2 separate regions of the Homo sapiens genome follow, and region 2 is linked to region 1. A link is a loop called in an ENCODE intact Hi-C map of the cell type or tissue named here. Cell type or tissue: ascending aorta. All regions are shown on one strand.

Evidence for each region. A loop is a pair of places that touch in the nucleus more often than their neighbours do. Peaks named below come from ENCODE experiments on the same cell type or tissue, not always from the same donor. Only the 100,000 strongest peaks of a DNase experiment are listed, where the experiment ranks them.
Region 2: it touches region 1 in a loop (3-fold over the local background); 5 of 110 quality-filtered maps call a loop at or near these places.

What each region holds. Positions count from the first base shown.
Region 1 is chrX:96,681,123-96,689,122 of GRCh38, reverse strand. DIAPH2 (diaphanous related formin 2) reads right to left here and starts at 4,281. Exons shown (of 27, transcript NM_006729.5): 1 at 3,933-4,281. The coding sequence starts at 4,064. RefSeq lists enhancers at 3,064-3,777, 3,778-4,493. In ascending aorta, CTCF peaks have their summits at 4,004 and 4,230; DNase peaks (open chromatin) are centred at 3,342, 3,742 and 4,382; H3K4me3 peaks cover 3,127 bases; H3K27ac peaks cover 2,100 bases; H3K27me3 peaks cover 908 bases.
Region 2 is chrX:96,427,511-96,435,510 of GRCh38, reverse strand. It overlaps LOC107985714 (a long non-coding RNA gene), which reads left to right. Exons shown (of 3, transcript XR_001755917.2): 3 at 5,418-7,240. Among named protein-coding and RNA genes, the nearest start is that of DIAPH2, 250 kb to the left of the region's middle. In ascending aorta, no CTCF peak of the experiment used is centred here; no DNase peak of the experiment used is centred here; H3K27ac peaks cover 1,898 bases.

The DNA of each region.
Region 1 (8,000 bases):
CTAGAATGCCTTTCCCTCACCTATTTTCTTCAGCCTTCAGCTGCAAATGTCACCTACTGCGATAAGCCTTTTCTTACTCAAGCATGCAATTCTACGTAGATGCCTCTCCATGACCACCCCCAACCATGCATATTCCTATAGCAACTTATCACACTGCTTTTTTTTTTTTCCTTAAAGAGATGGGTTCTCTGTCGCCAAGGCTGTAATACAGTGGTATAGTCACAGCTCACTGCAGCTTCAAACTCCTGAGCTCAAGAAATCCTCCTGCCTTAGCAGCCTGTGTAGCTGGGATTATAGGCACAAGCTACCACGTCTGGCTCACATTGCATTTTAAGCATTAATTAACTTCCCTGTCTGTCTCAGTAGACTACAAGTATCTTTGTATCACCAACCCTTAGAATTATGCCTAGCACACAGTAGGTACTCAGTAAACCTGTATTGCATAAATGAAATCATTGTTGCTCATACCTTATCATTAAAAATCAAGACTGGGTGCAGTGGCTCAAGCCTGTAATCCTAGCACTTTGGGAGGTGGAGGTGGGTGGATCACTTGAGGTCAAGAATTCAAGACCAGCCTGGCCAATATGGTGAAACCCCGTCTCTACAAAAATACAAAAAAGATTAGCTGGGCCTGGTGGTGCACACCTGTAATCCCAGCTGCTAGGGAGGCTGAGGCAGGAGAATCGCTTGCACCCAGGAGGCAGAGGTTGCAGTGGGCCGAGATCACACCACTGCACTCCAGCCTGGGCAACAGAGCGAGACTCCGTCTCAAAATAAATAAATAAATAAAAACATAATTTATCCAGTTGTAAACAAATAACCAAATAGGAAGTTACATAATAACCAGAAAAATTAACTAATTTGACTTTACTGTTTGAAGAACCAAAGGCTTCAGAAATTATGCAGGAACACAAAGTCAAAAATGCAAAAACATCAAATACTGTTAGGTCACTCTACACTACCGTGTGGTGTGGGGTGCGGTGTTCTGCATCAACATTGGCCTCTCTTAATGGTTAAGTCACTGCCTTAAATAAGTAGGATTCAAGATGTAGTTCCTTCACAACATTTATAGAGCTTTCTCTTCTACTCAATTTAACAAAATGCATTCCATGGTTGACATCAAATTACAAATTAATCTAAGATTCATGCTGTTTGATGACATGTTGCAATCTGGGCCTAACCAAAATAGTTACATAAAATCCAAAACTCTACTACTAATGCATTATTCAAAATGTGATGAGTCCAAGACAGGAATGCCTTATTTTAAAAGAATCAAAACAAAAGGGTCATTATGAGGATGCTTATATGAAAAAAACTGAAGTGAATTCCATTAAATTTTTATTTAAGTAATCTTAAATAGAAATCATTATAGTGTTGAAATGCCACTCTGAAAAATTTCTCACTAATACTCATTAAAAAGTTGAGGATATAAATGAAAGCAGTTCCTCTCTATAGAAAATCTGCTTTCCAGGCTGACCAACATGGTGAAATCCCGTCTCTACTAAAAATACAAAAATTAGCTGGGTGTGGTGGCACGTGCCTGTAATCCCAGCTACTCAGGAGGCTGAGGCAGGAGAATCACTTGAACCCGGGAGGCAGAGGTTGCAGTGAGCCAAGATCGCGCCACTGGACTCCAGCCATGGCAACAGAGCGAGACTTCGTCCCAAAAAAAAAAAAAGAAAAGAAAATATGTGTTCCATTTCCATTTTTCCAGAATTCTGAGGAACTAAATGAAAACAACCAAACTACACAAGCCTTATACCTTATGAATCCATTATACTGGAGCGACTGAATTAATTTTCCTCTGTAGCGGAAATTTTAATCTATGTAGACATTGAGTAGTTAACTTCTTTTTTACCACTAGAAGAATTCGTTTCAATATCAATCACCTGTGTGGTCAATGCCATTTCCCCTTCTTCCCTACTCAGTAACTTAGAGTGGAATCAACTATTCTTTCCTTTACTTTCTATCTTTTGTAATGCCATAGTTCTTACTCTTCTATAGGTAATGGATGCCTTTGAAAAACTGATGAAAGCCATGGGGCCCAGAAAAATAAATGTACCCATATACACTCAAATATTTTCATACAATTTCAGGAGTTTAAGAACCCCTATGCCCCAAGATCACCTACACAAATAATTTCTATCACCATATGGCTCTCTTTTATAATCCCATACCACAACTCCTTTACACTCATATACACACACAAATTAAGGACTAGTTCAGAGATTATTAACATAATACTCAAAATAAAAAAATTTCATCTAAGTAAAGTTGTATCTTACTAGCAAACTTCTAAGAATCCCAGATGAATTCTTTCCTGAAAAGCTTACTAAATCTTACTGTTTGGTCAACTTGCTTGCCTTAAAATGTGCCACAATGTCTTCCTAAATTTGTTTTTGTTAACTCTGACACATCTGCTTGTAAAATCACGTAAGGCTCAAAAGTTATGTTTGAGCAAAAAAAGAAAATTCATGTTAATATTAACAAACTCTTGGATTCAAATCTTGTTCTACCGTATCAAGCTATGTTCAACACGGAACAGTGAAGTTAGCTAGGAACCGGAACAGTGAAGTTAGCTAGGAACTGAAAATGATACGATCTCATAACTATCTAGTTACCTTGTCAAAGCAAGTAAAACATAAAAGATGAATCAGGACAAATGGCTAAAGGGAAGAGAAGAATATAATCAAGGTGTTACTACTAACAGAGATAAGTGTTTTTTTTTTTCTCGAAAGCATACTTCTTAAAAGTGGCAGATTCTTGCTAGACGTACCAAACCATTTGTGGAAACTATCAGTTAACTTTTTACTTAAATTTTTAATCACTGATTAAACCACAGTTTTGTACTGGATCCAAACCAAATGGCCAGATGCCATAAGAAACGGCTTTATTTATATGTCACCCTCTCCTTGTCTATTATAATCAAGTTGGTAGTTAAAGCTGAAATCTATACATTCAACATGTGGCTTGTGCTTCGGATCTGGACTAAGAATACAGCTCTAAGGAGTATCTGCTGAATTTGTACAGGAAAACCCTTTCCCCTCACACCACCCAAATTAGAAAGTTTACAAAAAGCGGAACCCTTCTGATGAGCTGAGGAAACTCCAGTATTTCCCAATGCAATACCAGGCCTCATCGATTTCATTCCTCTGCACATTCAGTGGCAGGAAATGGACTGCTACCATCGGTTCACACTATCAGCACGGTGAGATTTGCACAGTTTGTGCCTACTGCTTTTGAGCGTTCTTAATCAACTAAGTGGAAGTACTGTATGACTATGCCTATTACACACACTCGACAGTTGGTGGTACCTCACCCAGCCTCAAACTCCCACGCGCCCCCACCCTTCCAAAGAAACATTTCTTGGGAGAGCACATGGAGAGAGGCAAGGAGGAGGAAAAAGGCACGTAGGCGCCTCTTCCTGAGATTTCTGGTAAAGTAGAAAGACTGGGAGCATAAATAGTGTTCTTCTTGATTTGCGAAGCTGTAGGTGGGCTCCCAAGGACTTGGAATAAAAAGGAGGGAGGTTCCCCTGCCCCGGACCCTACGCGTTAGGAGGCAAAACAGCAACTAACAAGAAGTGGGAGGAGAATGGAATCGCGCAAAGGTTTGCGCCCACAAGTTAGACAAACAACAGCCCTACCCAGTACTCGGGGTGTCCCCAAGTTGGGGCTGGGCCTTTCTCCTTCCCGCACCGCCTCCCGGGCTGACAAGAGTGAGAAAGGGGTTAAGTAGAGAAGGGGGTGCTCTTCCGCCCCCACGCCGTCTCCGCGCCTCGGCGTGGCCACTCCTTTAGCGGCTCCCCGAGTTGCACAGCGAGGTCGCGGTCATCCTTGGGAGGGGGCCCCGGGTGCCCCCGTGTTCAATGGCAGGAGGATCCCGGGGCTCTCCCTGTCCCTAAGGCCGGCGGGGGCTGCGGGAGCACTCACCAATTTGGGTTTGTTTTTCGTTTCCTCTTCATTGGCGGCCCGGTTCCCCGCGCTCCGCTTGTTGCTCCGGCCCCCACCGGGTTCCTCGCTGCCGCCTCCCGCTCCCGACGCCGCCGCCCCGGGCTGCTCCATCTTTCTCCGGCCCTGTCACCTGTGCCCTGTAACCCCACCTCTCCTCAACTGAGAAAGCACCTCGGGGCGCTCACACTGCCCCGCGCTGACTCGGCGGCACCTCTTCCTGAGGGAGAGAGTGTCTGCCCGGGAAGCTGCCGATTTCAGGCCCCCGGGACTCCAGGCTCCCAGGCACCCCCGACGCAACCACGCCGTTGCCACTACTCGGCGCTGGGGCAAGCCCTGCCCCTGAGCAGTTGCAATTACCACGGTCGCCGCCGCCCTCAGGGCGGTGTTTAGGGTGGAGGGAAAAGTAGGTGCCTATCTCTTTAAGAGGGCCTCAACACACGTGATTCTTCAAAGTGCCCGCATCGGCCGCCCGGGCGCGCAAAGCTGCTTCCTACTCCCGCAGCCGAGCCGGCCCCAGCTACTGAGCATGCCCGGCGCGGTGACTGGAGCCTAACAGAGCACTTTCAGCTGCGGTTAGGCACTGATTTCACTTCCTAGTGGCCCAGCGAGAACAGGGAGGGAACTAGTCAAGAGAAAGGAAGGGTAGCCCATTTTAGAGATGGGGAAACTGAGGCCCGGGAAGATCCGCCTGTAAGTTTCACTGGCGGGTCAACCTGAGTATCAGCTTTCACTTCTGTGGGCCACAGCACCTTCCCTCCCTGAGGCCTCTCCGGGGGTGTGGTCCTGCTACAGTCTGTGGAAAGACTTGATTGGCAAGGGAACTGGCATCCTATAGGAAAACCACCGGGAGTGCTGATTAATTGCCTCGACAGACTGTGTGTGGGTCAGAGTGGAAAGAGTGAGTGCTTTCTGTTGTCGTGATTACGTTGTGACCGAAGAAATACAGTTGTTCCTTTATTCCCTTGCTGCAGGGTTGTTGAAGCAGCAGGCGCCCACCGCTTAATCCCTAGGGGATTGTTAGGTTCTATAACCAAAACACTTACATACAGCTAGCAATTGAATTGAGTGCTATTTTCAGGTTCCCGAACTAGTTTAGAGTTGTTGTGGGGAGTGAATAAGATCATGTGTGTCAAAGCTTTGTTGTAAATGAAAATCCCTAGACAAATGCTAGGTGTTTTTGTGCAGCAGCAGGGCACTGTTGGGACGATAGTCTTAAGTCCTTGCGTCATACCTAGCATTTTGTCCTCAGGACAAAATATAGTACCCACACTGTATTTCTTCCATCCTCTTTAAATGATGCCCTTTAAAAGTAAAGGTACACACTGAGAACATTAGACGGGGTGGGTAGGATTTGAATGAACCACCATCATAGAATAGGAGCACATATGCTAGGAAAGCTACCTATAAAGTAAATTTAAATATGAAATCTATAAACATGCCATACACCTATTACTGAAGATATCTCCAGACTATGACTCCTTTTGACCTTCTCCCCTTCGGCCTAAATTTAATATGCTGAATGGAATTTGTATCTGAACATATTTATTGAGAGTGCATTAGGATGCATTTGACCATGCTATAGGTGCAAGGAGACAGCTAACTTGGGCAGTAGAATGAAAAGAACACCAGATATCTGAAAACAGCTTTAATTCTAGCTTTGTCATTGTCATTAACTTTCTTTTTTTTTTAATTCTGAGACAGAGTTTCCCTCTTGTTGCCCAGGCTGGAGTGCAAAGGTGCAATCTCAGCTCACCGCAATCTCCACCTCCCGGGTTCAAGCGATTCTCCTGCCTCAGCCTCCCAAGTAGCTGGGATTACAGGGACCCACCACCACGCCCAGCTAATTCTGCATTTTTAGTAGAGATGGGGTTTCTCCGTGTTGGTCAGGCTGCTCTCAAACTCCTGAGCTTAGGTGATCCGCCTGCCTTGGCCTCCCAAAGAGCTGGGATTACAGGCGTGAGCCACCGTGCCCGGCTGACTTTCTTTTTAATCATGGAGGTGTGACTTCTCTACTCCTAAGGTGGCAAGCTACCAAAGGACAGCAGAGAAGAGGGAATACATGCTCCCAAACAGGGTGCTCAAGGAGCCCCATGGTAACTTTGCTTTGTTGAAGTTCCCGTTTTACTTACTTAAAGTTTAGTGTATATTTTGAATTCAACTCACTACATACACACACACACAAACACAATTTATATAAATGTCTCCTCTCCTGAAAAATTGAGTCAAAATGGGTGCTTCAGAAAGACATGACCTGTTTAGCCAATGCGTAATTCCTGTTTGTGCCATAGGTGTGGTCCATAGCTGAGGGCCCTCCAAGCGCAAACATGGTTCAGTAATCTGCCCAGTAGACATTTCTTCAGCTCCTTAGAGTACACTAGGTGATACAGAGTGTCATGAGTAAGAAGGATGAAGATGACACAGTTTCCGCCTTTTAGAACTTCAGAGCCTACTGGGAGAGACAGACCATTAAAGAACTGCACTGCACTATAACAGATATGAACAGGAAGCCTTTGAAGCACATGAAAGAGGTAACTATCGGAGTGTCAGAGGCTCAGGGACACCTTCCCAAAGAAGATGATGTTTGAGCTGAGTCTTAAGGGTCTGATTCAAGTTAACATTTGTTGGCAGCCTACTAAGTGTGAGGTACTGTGCAAGGCATCATGAGTACAGTGGTGAACAAGACAGACATGGTTTGGTCTTAGGGAGCTTTCATGCTATCGGGAAAGATATATATAGTTTCACTCTTATTGCCCAGGCTAGAGTGCAATGGCGCAATCTCAGCTCACGGCAACCTCCGCCTCCCAGGTTCAAGCGATTCTCCTGCCTCAGCCTCCCGAGTAGCTGGGATTACAGGCATGTGCCACCACGCCTGGCTAATTTTGTATTTTTAGTACAGATTGGGTTTCTCCATATTGGTCAGGCTGGTCTCAAACTCCCGAACTCAGGTGATCCGACTGCCTTGGCCTCCCAAAGTGCTGGGATTACAGGCATGAGCCACTGCGCCCAACCTTGGGAAAGATATTAAAAATGTATTAAGCAATTACAAGGCAAATAAGGACAGTGAAGGGCATTCAGGCAAAGGAAATGACAATAGCATGTGCAGAAGCCCTGTGGTTAAGAAATTGGTGGGGAGCTGGGGAGACTGTTGGCAGGAGAAGCAGCAGAACAGATAAGGAGTTTCCAGATTGAAGCCCCCTACTTAATAAGTTTCATTACTGTTGTTTAAAAAGTGGAAGGGGGTCAGGCACGGTGGCTCACGCCTGTAATCCCAGCACTTTGGGAGGCTGAGGTGGGTGGATCACCTGAGGTCAGGAGTTCGAGACCAGCCTGGCCAACATGGAAAAACCCAGTCCCTACTGAAAATACAAAAATTAGCAGGGCATGGTGGCAGGTGCCTGTAATCCCAGCTACTCAGGAGGCTTGAGGCAGGAGAATGGCTTGAACCCGGGAGGCAGAGGTTGCAGTGAGCCGAGATCATGCCACTGCACTCCAGCCTGGGTGACAGAGCGAGGCTCTGTCTCCATAAAAATAAAAACTAAAAAGTGGAAAAGCAGAATAAGGAGGCCATTGTAATATGAATTACTTCTGTTTAGAACGTATAAATAGACTTGAAAATGTATTGATATTATTTTGAATGTAAGGTTGGGTTTCATCATCCTCAGGCCAGGTTAATCTGCATGTCATATCCAGTTAGAAGTACATGTAAAAGATTGATAATCTTTTCTGCAAAAAATGAAAGTTTGTCCCTGATATGTCTTACATTTGACTTTATTGTGGTTATTTTGGCCCGTCTTAATTCTTGATGTTTTTTTCAGCATTTTGCTCTAGTTAATGTAAACAGTGGTTTAAAAACAAGCAAAAACCTTTCCTTCAGGCTTCAGGGTCATTGGCCTGGCAGAAACTAACACAGGAAAGGAGCCACTGCTCTCGGTAAGGACTCTTTGTCCACTGATTATGAACCAAGCACCTCACCAATTGTGGTCCTACAGCAGATCTCTCTGCATCTGTAATCCTTTATTTTTACCCTCCTGGGTCACACAAATAGGT
Region 2 (8,000 bases), 250 kb after region 1:
AGTCTAGTAAAGATGCTTGATTTTGTTTTTTTATATGCCCTCTGTTATTGACGATCCAAGCAGTAAAACATATACAATAAAATTGTGCTTTTTATGAATTTGATTGATCTCTTTTGTATTCTAAAGAATAACCTGGCAAAGCATTATGTTTTTGATTTAGGTCTTCATAAGTCATCTACATAGAGGATACTAAATAGGAAGAGGTGATAGTGACATTTGCATGTTAGGAGTTCAGGTTCTACTTTAATTGCTGTGGGATTACATTTCAATTTTTTTTCCATGATATTTTCTCTGCAACGACAACCAGGTAGTAGTCTTCCTGCCTTAGTCTTCATTAAACTCCCATCACCCTCCACATCACTACCAGATACATCTTCTAATTCATTAAACGAATATCACTCTCCTCCTCAAAAGCCTTTGGTGTCTCCCCATTGTCTGCCAACTCTCTCTTTAATCTAGCATTCAAAGCCCTCCATGATTTGGCTGCAGTTCATCATTTGAGTTTCACCTGTCCCTAACAACTCCCTTGCTAGTACTTATGTTTCAGCTAAACACACACACATTTAATATACCCCTCATCCCATCCCCTCCTCACCCCCACACAGGTGCTCCTATCTGTCCTTTTCCACTGCCATTGCTTTTATAATACTCTCTACCAGGACCATCCAACCTCTTATTTTTACCTATGTTTTGAGGCAGAACTCCTACACGTATTTTGAGGCCCAGTTTAAATGCAACAAGTTTCAAGTCTTACTCGTCCCATTTATAATAGTTTTTGTATCTTATTTCCCCTCATCATTATCTTTCCTCTGGTTATTTTCCCTCACAACTCCTTAATTGCGGGAACTTACCATAGCACAGCAGCAGCCTTCCTTGTGCATGACAGTTGCCAATAATCCTTTGTTGAACAATGGGAATGAGACCTAATGTCCACCCCCATATCTCTGAACTTTTCTATCTTAATTATATTTAAATGTGCACGCTATTCTGGTTATTGGAACTAGCATCCTAGCAACCTTTCTTTCCATAAACGAGGGAACTTTGTGATTTATAGAGATGCTGTTGTTCATAATCAGATATGTAACGTTTATTATGTATGGAAATAACACAAATTCATTAATGGAAAACAATAGTTTGGAAGAGTTAAGTATCTGAATCAATATTTAAAGCTGCCATAGCACAGCAGGACTTAGTCCCCTCAGACATTTGAATGAATGACCGAGCCATCAATTTAACCTGTTGAGTATGTGACTGAACAGACAAAACCTTAGATGTGTCAATATAACCACACTGGCTGACCTGAAATAAGAGTCTCTTTAGCTTCAAGCAGAATTTGCAAAACTCCCAGAATTCAAGCCTCAGGTGCCAACAACACTCAAAATAATCTTTACAATTTTCTGAGACTTTAGCTATGTTCCGCTAATAAAAGGTATTATTTAGTATTTCTTGTCTCATCATTTAAAAGCCAATGTCCTGGCTACATGTATAAAGGCTTGAGAGATTCCCTTCCTGTTTATTTGGTGAGTTAAGTTGGCAGGCAACCACTAGAGAGACACTGATGTCTGTTAGTGCCACAGGTGTGAGTTTTGTAATCTCTCTTTCTGGAAAATGTCCAGGATGTTACTGTTTTGAAGGCTGGCTTCCCCTTAAAAAAAAAAAAGTAAATGTATCCTGTGCACTATTGTCACTTAGAGCTGTGGAGCAGCAATGACTAAAAGCCTCTTGAGAAATAAACACAAGTGACAAAAGATTAATTCTTTTGGCATTCTTATGGAAAAACCATGATCCTTTCCAAAGAGAAAACTCCTTGAAGTCCGTGTGGGTTCATTAGAAGTCCCTCTCTGGGAAAACTAAAGAGCAGGCAAATGATCAGTTTGTGTGTCTGACAGTGACATCTGTCACCCATTGACCTCAGATGTGACACTATTGATTTGGCTGCCTTCCTTCTTCATGGCTCCATGCATGTCCCTCTAAAACTGTGCTAAATCATTGGAAATTTTAAAAACCACTCCTTGTCTCCAATGACTTTGATTGAAGAGCTGCAAACTAGGTATGAAGAAATTCAAACACATTAGGTTTCTAGGCAGTTTGGTTGGGGGCGGGGGTGGTGGCTAAAGAGCTAGAATATTGTTCTAGAAATCTGGATAATGGTAAGTACCTTGTAAAATGAATGACCCATTGTTCCTTCACTGAAGGTTCACATTCTTGTACAGTCTTACTGAACTTGTGCACTAGTTAGCTGTCCCACTAAGAGTTTGTCACTAAACAAAACAAGCATACAAGTCAATGCTGTGGACCATGAACTTGCTTTTCCTACAGTATTTTGCTCACATGGATGGGTCAAAATTGGGAAACATGGCTTAACCAAATTCAAAGCCTTTTTGATATAGGACTTCTCAAAACCTTCATTCTGTTCCCATGTGTTTTGTGCATCTCTAAGAGGAAACTGGAATGTAAGGTTGACCATGAGACCTGTTCCTCCTGCTCACCCAGAGGAATTAACTCTTCCCTTTCATGAATGGGTATAGACTGAATACCTGTTAACAACAAAATCTGTCAGCAGCATCACTATTGAAGAAGACATAGTGAACCGGCTTTGTTTTCTTCAGTGGATGGAACTCATTCCACTCTGTAACATTTTGTTCTTGGCTTAACAAGCAACAGTGCAAGTGGCATAACCCTGCATATTTTTTGTTTTAGGTCACTCTGAGAAGTTGGTTTACTTATATTTAGATAATTAGTACAAAGCAACACTGCATTTATGGAACATTCTTTAGTTTCCTTTTAGAGTCTTCACACAACTAGGATTAAAGAGGACTAAAATTATATTACTTCTGGAAGGAAAGCTGGATCTCTACTAGTTTGGTAGGCATGAAAACTAGAGAGACTTTCACTCTCCATGGAGCAGTGATATGAAGTCTGATGCAAATGGCTCCTTTCTGGATTATTCATTCATTTGATAAATATTTATTGAATGCTTACTATATTCCTAGTGGTCTTTTAGGTGTTTGGATTAGAGTTACTTAAAAAAGAACTTCCAACCTTGTGGAGCTTACATTCTATGGGGGAAGAAAACAAGCAAGCAAATACATTTATGAAAAAAATTATATATTTACAGATCAGATAATTGATATGAGGGAACTAAAACAAGGTGATAAGCTGGAATGGGGGGTTCTTTTTATAAAAAGTGTGATTTATAATTAAAGTTTCTAATCTCAAATATGTTTTCGCCATAATGAATTTCTGTGGTAATAAAATGTAATACCTCTTCTTGTTTTTCTTCATAAATATACATACTTATAAAGAAGAGGTGATTGTTGAAAGAGGAGGTGAGCCAGCCATGTGAAGATCTAAGAGAGCAGATTTCCAAGTGTAAATTTTAGAAATTATAGGAACTGTGAGGTAGAGTCTTTAGCTGGTTTTAAGAACAGAAAAAAGCCATTGTGGCTGGAACATAGTGAGGAAGGGAACAAATAGTGCGATTTACTAGATCGGTGGTTCTCGAAGTGTGGTCAGGTATGTTGGTAGTCATACACAGGCTAGCAAGCTGTACTGTTGAGTCAAGGAATAAGAGATGGTGTCGTCCTCGGGCACCCAATTTATGCAGGTCCTGATAGTTCTCTGACTATGAGAAATCAGGGAGATTTTATTTAGCGCAGTAGTTCTCAAAGTATGATTCCTGGGCCACCAATATCAACAACACTTGGAAACTTGTTGGAAATGCAAATTTTCTACCCCATCCCAGACCTACTAAATCAGTAGGACTGAGACCAGCAACCTTTGTTGTAACAAGCCATTCGGGTGATTCTGGTGTTAGATAGAGTTAGTGATTCATCTTGCTGGAAAATAACTGGGGGTGTGAGTGTGGAGTAAAATAGTGTCACTTTAGGAGGAAGTGTCTTCTTTGTTTAAAAGCCTTATTATTCTATTTGTGTTCTTGAACCCATCTGCTACTGGAAAGTACCTAGCTTCATTAATTCATTAACTCTTCCTGCATGTATTAGGAATAAACAGATGATGCTCTTAGGGTTGTACATAGATAATTTCAGTTAATCCTTATAATAACCCTGTGGGATAGGTACTGTTATTATTCCCATTTTATAGAAAAGGAAATGAGGGTACAGAAAAGAAATTTGACCCTGGTCACAAAGGTAATAAGAGGAAGTCTGGTTCCAGAAGCACATTAATAAGTACTTTTCTACAGTGCCTCTCACATATCTGGGATCAGCTGGGGTGATTTGATCTAAGATAACATTGTTCAAACAATTGCCTTTGCTTTTGACTTTGACTTCAAGTCTCTGAATGGTGCTCATAGAGGTCACCTAGTGACTATTCTAGTCTAAAACCCTGAGAGGTAAAACAGCTTGCCTAAGATTATAGAGCCAGTTAGTGTCAGAGCCATGACTTAAAACCCAGGTCCCTAACTTTCAACTCAGTGTTAACACGTTTCCATTGAAAACAAAACTGTGGATGTGACATACTGAAAACAACAAAGCCAGGCCACATATCCAGCAGCTCATGTATTTACCAGTCTTCCTTTATCTTGCTATTGTTAGCACAATGAGTTCTTTTCCTGATTCTGGTGCCCATGAAGGGCCAGAGGACAGGGCCCCCTAGGGAGAATACTGCCATAGCTGGCAATAAGAGCAAACACTAGTCTTGCACATGGAATTTGAGTCTAGGGTGCCAGAAGGGAACATTAGGTTCTATTAGTAGTATCTTTCATTGTCAAACGCATGAAGACAACAATGCATCAAAAAAAAGTAACTTTTCACCGGGTTCTTTTTTATGTTTCCTAGATTTTCTCTTTGTTTGCTTGCATGGTTTTGTTTTTAACTGCTTTTCTCATTTTATCTGCAGTGAAATTTTACCAAGGGAATGTACAGAAGTTGACATTCTGATCACTTCTTGGCCTTTTGGCTAACATCAAGTGCAGAAGTTAACATTCTGTAGAGCCTTAAAATAGCCACCCCTGTACGTTTAAGGCTTAATCACAAAACCTCAGCAATATTAAACATAAAATCTCCATTTCGGCATATGAATCTGAAATGAACTAGCTTTTCTGTCTCTATCTTCTGTTTTACATTTACAAAAGTGTGATGTATAATTTAAGTTTTAATCTCAAATGTGTTTGCTCTAGAATAAAATTCTGTAATAATAAAATGTTCTATCTCAGCTTGATTTCCTCTAGAAATATACTAACTATTCTTGTCATTTTCCCATTAATACAGTCAGCAAATAAAATAAAGTATTAATTCTGATTTAAAATCTAGTTCTGACTAGCATAATATTGTTTCATTAGAGTCATTCAAGATGCTTTTTGGGGACCCTATTAGGGGATTAATAAGAAGTTGTGATGAAAAGTCACATATTGTATATTAGATGTAATTATACAATGCATCTCTATTTATTATCAGTCTCCCAAACAACTTCTATTTAAAGAAAAGGGAAGTGTTGATTATTCCTGGGCAAGATGGCTGAATAGGAGCAGCTCCAGTCTGCAGCTTCCAACGAGACCAACGCAAAAGGTCAGTGATTTGTGCATTTCCAACTAAGGTACCCGGTTCATCTCACTGAGACTGGTTAGATAGTGGGTGCAGCCCCCAGAGGGTGAGCAGAAGCAGGGTGGAGTGTCGCCTCACCTGGGAAGCGCAAGGGGTCGGGGAACTTCCTTTCCTAGCCAAGGGAAGCCATGAGGGACCATGCTGTGAGGGATGGTGCTATCCAGCTCAGACACTGTGCTTTTCCCATGGTCTTCGCAATCCGCAGACCAGGAGATTCCCTCAGGTGCCTACACCACCAAGGCCCTGGGTTTCAAGCACAAAACTGGGCGGCCATTTGGGCAGACACTGAGCTAACTGGAGGAGCTTTTTTCTTGTCCTAGTGGCACCTGGAACGCCAGTGAGACAGAACCGTTCACTCCCCTGGAAGGGGGGCTGAAGCCAGGGAGCCAAGTGGTCTTGCTCAGCAGATCCCACCCCCAAAGAGCCCAGCAAGCTAAGATCCACTGGCTTGAAATTCTTGCTGCCAGCACAGTCAGACTTCACAGTCTGAAGTCAACCTGAGATGCTCGAGCTTGGTGGGGGGAGGGGTGCCCGAGCTTGGTGGGGGAAGGGGCGCCCGCCATTACTGAGGCTTGAGTAGTCGGTTTTCCTCACACAGTGTAAACAAAGCCGCCTGGAAGTTCGGACCCACCGCAGCTCAGCAAAGCCGCTATAGCCAGACTGCCTCTCTAGATTCCTCCTCTCTGGGCAGGACATCTCTGAAAGAAAGGCAGCAGCCCCAGTCAGGGGCTTATAGCTAAAAGTCCCATCTCTCTGGGACGGAGCACCTGGGGGAATGGGGAGCTGTGGGCGCCCTTAAGCGTTCCTGCCTGCTGGCTCTGAAGAGAGCAGTGGATCTCCCAGCACAGTGCTAGAGCTCTGCTAAGGGTCAGACTGCCTCCTCAAGTGGGTCCCTGAACCCCGTGCCTCCCGAAAAGGAGACACCTCCCAGCAGGGGTGGACAGACACGTCATACAGGAAAGCACTGGCTGGCATCTGGCAGGTGCCCCTCTGGGACGAAGCTTCCAGAGGAAGGAACAGACAGCAATCTTTGCTGTTCTGCAGCCTCCACTGGTGATACCCAGGCAAACAGGGTCTGGAGTGGAACCCCAGCAAACTCCAGCAGACCTACAGAAGAGGGGCCTGACAGAAGGAAAACTAACAAAAAGAAAGCAATAGCATCAACATTAACAAAAAGGATGACCATGCAAAAACTCCATCCAAAGGTCACCAACAGCAAAGACCAAAGGTAGATAAATCCATGGAGATGAGGAAAAACCAGCACAAAAAGGCTGAAAATTCCAAAAACCAGAATGCCTCTTCTCCTCCAGAGGATCACAACACCTGGCCAGCAAGGGAACAAAACTGGATGGAGAATAAGTTTGATGAATTGACAGAAGTAGGCTTCAGAAGGTGGGAAATAACAAACTTCTCCAAGCTAAAGGAGCATGTTATAACCCAATGCAAGGAAGCTAAGAACCTTGATAAAAGGTTAGAGGAATTGCTAACTAGAATAACTAGTTTAGAAAAGAACATAAATGACCTGATGGAACTGAAAAACACAGCACGAGAACTTCGTGAAGCATACGCAAGTATCAATAGCCGAATCAATCAAGCAGAACAAAGGATATCAGAGATTGAAGATCAACTTAATGAAATAAAGCATGAAGACAAGATTAGAGAAAAAAGAATAAAAAGGAACGAACCAAGCCTCCAAGAAATATGGGACTATATGAAAAGACCAAACCTACGTTTGATTGGTGTACCTGAAAGTGATGGGGAGAAAGGAACCAAGTTGGAAAACACACTTCAGGATGTAATCCAGGAGAACTTCCCGAACCTAGCAAGAGAGGCCAACATTCAAATTCAGGAAATACAGAGAACACCACAAAGATACTCCTTAGAAGAGCAACCCCAAGGCACATAATTGTCAGATTCACCAAGGTTGAAATGAAGGAAAAACTGTTAAGGGCAGCCAGAGAGAAAGGTCGGGTTACCCACAAAGGGAAGCCCATCAGACTAACAGCTGATCTCTCTGCAGAAACCCTACAAGCCAGAAGAGAGTGATGGTCAATATTCAACATTCTTAAAGAAAAGAATTTTCAACCCAAATTTCATATCCAGCCAAACTAAGCTTCATAAGTGAAGGAGAAATAAAATCCTTTACAGACAAGCAAATGCTGAGGGATTTTGTCACCACCAGGCCTGCCTTACAAGAATTCCTGAAGGAAGCATTAAATATGGAAAGGAAAAACCGGTACCAGCCACTGCAAAAACAACCCAAAATGTAAAGACCATCGACTATGGTCAATGAAGAAACTGCATCAACTAATGGGAAACAAGAAGAGCTAACTATCCTAAATATTTTTCCTAAATATATACCCAGGTTCATAAAGCAAGTTCTTAGAGACCTACGAAGAGACTCCTACACAATAAAAGTGGGAGACTTTCACACCC